Regions from separate parts of the Homo sapiens genome. Here region 1 is linked to region 2. Evidence: read pairs that join two places in POLR2A ChIA-PET (ENCODE). Cell type or tissue: GM12878. All regions are shown on one strand. Region 1 has its middle 9.3 kb from the start of MCFD2. Region 2 holds the start of LINC01820 (long intergenic non-protein coding RNA 1820).

The links. Peaks named below come from ENCODE experiments on the same cell type or tissue, not always from the same donor. Only the 100,000 strongest peaks of a DNase experiment are listed, where the experiment ranks them.
Region 1: POLR2A ChIA-PET joins it to region 2 with 7 read pairs; 2 of 35 experiments call an interaction of 5 or more read pairs at or near these places.

What each region holds. Positions count from the first base shown.
Region 1 is chr2:46,923,854-46,926,353 of GRCh38, reverse strand. It overlaps a transcript of MCFD2 not described here and a transcript of TTC7A not described here. Among named protein-coding and RNA genes, the nearest start is that of MCFD2, 9.3 kb to the right of the region's middle. In GM12878, no CTCF peak of the experiment used is centred here; no DNase peak of the experiment used is centred here.
Region 2 is chr2:46,393,935-46,396,434 of GRCh38, reverse strand. It overlaps LINC01820 (long intergenic non-protein coding RNA 1820), which reads left to right and starts at 2,268. Exons shown (of 3, transcript NR_146999.1): 1 at 2,268-2,417. RefSeq lists an enhancer at 2,271-2,500. In GM12878, no CTCF peak of the experiment used is centred here; a DNase peak (open chromatin) is centred at 1,084.

The sequences.
Region 1 (2,500 bases), 530 kb before region 2:
TCTTGAGGATAGGGAGCATCACTTACTCCGATCTCCACTGTTTAGCACAGTACCTGGGCAATGGCATATACTCAGTGTGTGGAACTAAACCAAAATTAACTAAATATGTCTCCCCGACCATCTAGCACTGCTCCACTCTGAGGAGATGGTAAGGCTTCAGTAAAGTCTTCACGACTCACAACTGCTCTGTGTGGGAGGAGATTCTTCTGTGGAGGGAATGCTAAGAAATGCTGATTTCTGCATCCTCACTGATGAGGGGGCAGGGTGGGAAGCAAAACAGACACAGAAATAAGAGACTAAGGGCACCTCAAGTGAGTAAGTCTCTGAGAATGAGCAGATATTACCGGACAAACCCAAACTTTCCAGGTTAAGTCTGATCCCATTATACCCAGACCTCCAAAAAATAAGATCTTAGCTGACACCTGGGTGGCACTGTTGTAGTGTATCTAAGAACTCAAGGCAGAATGGTTTTTAAGAAAGGAATCTTGTGGAACTGGTATGCTGAACACATAGGAAGTATGGGTTGTATCCACAAAAGCCACTTTATTTTTATCTTCCATTGACTTTTAATCCCTTTCAACGGGGGTTAACATGGTCTTTCCCTAGCCAGAATCAATTATTAATGTTGCTTAGGGAAAAATGAAAAATAAACATGGGTTTTTTTGGGGGAGGTGGCAGGGGAGAAGTCAGCTTAGGAACTGGTTTGTGAATTGCCTTTTCACATCAAATGAGTCAGTTGATACAGTCAGGTTAATTTATTCTGACCAGGCATGTGTCAACATATTATTTATTTATTTATTTATTGAGACACTTTGTTGCCCAGGCTGGAGTGCAGTGGTGTAATCTCAGCTCACTGCAACCTCCGCCTCCCAGGTTCAATAGATTCTCCTGCCTCAGCCTCCCAAGTAGCTGGGATTACAAGCGCCCACCACCATGCCCGGCTAATTTTTGTATTTTTAGTAGAGATGGGGTTTCACCATGTTGGCTAGGTTAGTCTCGAACTCCTGACCTCAAGTGATCCGCCCACCTTAGCCTCCCAAAGTGCTGGGATTATAGGCATGAGCCACTGCACCCAGCTCAACATATTGTTAAAAAAACAAGTGGGTGTGGTGGTGCATGCCGGTAGTCCCAGCTACTCAGGATGCTGAGGTGGGAAGATCGCTTAAACCCAGAAGTTCAAATCTAGCCTGGGGAACATAGCCAGACAACCCCCATCACTGAAATAAATAAATAAATAATTGAAAACCAAGTGCAGTGCAACAAACAGATCTGTATTACAGAAAAATACTGAAAGCTGAATGGCAGCAGCCCATATCCCTAAAGGCCAATTTGTTGAAGGATTAGTTACTTCAGTATCCAAGCTACCCCATTTGCCAAATGTATGATTTACCAAAAACTAAGAGTACTCTTGAAAATATCCAATGAAGGCTGTGGCAGGCTGGCTCACGCTCATAATCCTAGGACTCTGGAAGGCCAAGGCAGGCAGATTGCTTGAGCCCAGAGCTCGAGTCCAGCCTGGCCAACATGGTGAAACCTTGTCTCTACAAAAAATACAAAAATTAGCCAGGCGTGCTGGCAGTGTGCCTGTAGTCCCAGCTATTCCAGGGCCTGAGGCAGGAGGATGGCTTGAGCCCAGGAGGTTGAGGCTGCAGTGTGCTGAGATCGCACCACTGCGCTCCAGCCAGGGTGACAGAGCAAGACCCTATCTCCAGGGGAAAAAAAAAAAAGAAAATATCCAATGAATAGTAAGGTACTCTTATGAATATCACATGGTATATTTTTATTCCAGATTTTCTTCAAGTTTTCTTCTCATATTCTATTCAAAACACTCATACTCAATATATTTTATAATTTTTCTTTAGAATATTATTATACTCAAATACAAAATATAAATTCTTCACAAATATGATTATATTCCATAAATGTAAAACCCAAGCTTTCAGTTAATTGGAGAGCTAAGCTCACAATAAAGTAGGGAAAATTCTCAATATTCAAAAAATTAAGAAGGAGCTAACTTAGTGGAGAGAAGGGAAGAATGTTGATGAGCTGATACCAAGGCTTCCCTGGGGGGTTTACAGTTTTACTGGTTTACAGGGACTTTGAGATTTTTTTTTTTTGGTTCCTTTAGTTGGGTTTTTTTTTTTTTTAAAGAGACAGGATCTCATTCTGTCACCCAGACTGGAGTGCAGTGGCAGGATCATAGCTCACTGCAGCCTTGACTTCCTGGGCCCAGGCGATCCTCTCACCTCTGCCTCCTGGGTAGCTGGACTACAGGCCCACACCACCACGCCTGGCTATTTTTTAAAAAATTTTCTATAGGCCGGGCACAGTGGCTCACACCTGTAATCCCAGCACTTTGGGAGGCCGAGGCGGGTGGATCACCTGAGGTCAGGAGTTCGAGACCAGCCTGGCCAACATGGTGAAACTCCGTCTCTGCTAAAAATACAAAGAAAATTAGCTGGGCGTGGTGGCAGGCGCCTGTAATCCCAGCTACTCTGGA
Region 2 (2,500 bases):
TCGGGAGGCCGAGGCAGGAGAATGGTTGAACCCAAGAGGTGGAGCTTGCAGTGAGCCGAGATCGTGCCACTGCACTCCAGCCTGGGCGACAGAGTGAGACTCTCTCTCAAAAAAAAAAAAAAAAAACAGAGCACATTTCATTTAATTGTCTCTTTAGGCTGCTCTTGACTGAGACAGTTGCTCAAATTTACTTGTTTTTTAAGACCAGCTCTTGTTCTATTACCCAGGCTGAAGTGCAATGGCATAAACACAGCTCACTGCAGCCTCAACTTCCTAGGTTCAAGCCATTCTCCCACCTCAGCTTCCTGAGTAGCTGGGATTACAGACATGTGCCATCATGCCTGGCTAATTTTTAAATTATTTTTGTAGAGACAGGGTCTTGCCATGTTGCCCAGGCTAGTCTTGAACTCCTGGGCTCAAGTGATCCTCCCACCTTGGCCCCACAAAGTGCTGGGATTACAGGCATGAGCCACATGCCCAGCACTTGTTTTCGATGACCTTGACAGTTTTGAGGAGTTCTAATGAGGTTTTTTTGTAGAATGTTCCTCAGTTGGGATTTGTCTGATTCTCTTTCTCATGATTAGACTGAGATTCCCTAAAGGTTTTTAGGGGGAAGAATCATAGAGGTAAAATATCATTTTTATTATATCATGTCAAGGGTACATACTATTTTTTTTTTTAATGGAGATGGGGTCTTTCTGTGTTTCCCACGCTGGATTTGAACTCCTGGGCTCAAGTGATCCTCCTGCCCCAGCCTGCCAAGTAGCTGGGACTATAGGTGTGTGCCACCATGCCCAGCAAAGGCACATACCATTAACAAGCCCTTCAAAATCTGGATCTACCTCTGAATACGGGTAAGTATGCTAATAGATCATTCCAGGAAATGACCATATGCCCCTGAGAAAGGATGAGAAAGGAGTTGTGGATCCTGTGTTTCTTTAGGGAATCTCAGTCACCCCATCCCTCTGGAGATGTGAGCATCTTGCTGTGCTGAGTATAGTTGTGTTTAAAGATGTGTTTTCTTTACAAGGTGATCTCTAGATATGAGCCAATTATTTCATCTGGTGCTCATCCAAAGAAACCACAATTGTTCTGACACCGGAGGAAAAGCTGACTGCGCTGGAGAAGTGGGGTGTTGGTTTTCAGCGTGGTCACACCTTCCTTAGGGGTTCTCGAGGGGAATTCTGACTTGTGGGGTTTTTTGCTTTCTTCCTAACTTCAGATGTAATGCCACAGTACCTCTCAAAGAGAAACAGTAGTCCATGAAGGCCATGCAGTCTAAATCTCTATTAAGGAAGAAACACATTTTAAAATTTAAATTCACCATAATTTGCACCATTTTTTCGGCTCACAGTTAAGGGGCAGTGCCAGTTCCCCTCTGGTCATCCTGGGTTGCATATGGGCCGTCTATCTTTCACAACCAAGCTTTATCTACACAGAGATGTGAGCGAAGTTTTGCAATCATAGTTTTTCTTTACCTTTTCCTGTTATCCTTAGCCCATCATGTTCTAAATAGCTTTCTCTGGTGATCAGAGTAAAGGGATTTCTCTGTTATTCTGAGCAAGTAAACACTGAAACATCAGGGAAAGGGTGAAGTTTGTTTCCGAGTGTATTTGCGTTCAGCTGGACTCTGTTTTCCTGCACCTGTAGGCCTGATTCTATCCTGTGGAGCCACCCAAAAAAGTTCTACACCTTCTGCTTTTCCAGATATTTGCAGGTGGGCTTTTGAGCTCCCCCAAACCTTATTTTCTCCAGTACAAACTTCCTCAGCTTTTCTAGTCAGTGTTTGTAACATAGTTGAGAGTCTCCTCACCATTTTAGTCATCCTTCTTTGAATTCATTCCTGTTTATTAAAACCTGGTGCCGAGAGAGGGATATAATATTATCGGGGTGGCTTCCTAGCCCATAGTATTGTGGGATTACCCATTCCTTTTTTCTCCATATTGTTCTTCTATTAATGCATTTTTAGGGTCACATTATTTCTACGATTACTTTATAGGCTAGTACTCATTTATTAATAAGTTATTTTTCAGAAATTCCCATACTCAATATCAAAGGCACTTCCTTGGCAAAGTGACTGTATTTCTCTCTGTCTCGGTTTCTTCATCTCCAAATGGCAATAATTATGATCCTATGAGCTCACAGGACTATTGTGATGAATGAATGAGATACTCTGGTCAAGCTCAGCCTAATAAATAATAAAGTCACTGTGACTGTCTCTACTTTCTGACTGTGAGTACTGCTACAAGTCCACCCCCACCTCTGCTTGTAGAAATAAAAAGTGCAGATTTATGAGAGGGGATGGGTCTACCTGGAGTGACTTGAGGAATACCCAGAAGACCCCGTCCACCTCCTCCTGCTTAGAATATGCCTTTTGCTAGCCTGCTGTGATGCCTGGAATTTCATCCTTCACCCATGTGAGTCATTATTGGACCCAGGAAGTTAAAGATCAATCAGTCTTATCCCCTGCCCCTCCCCCCCCCCCCCCCGCCACCCCCGG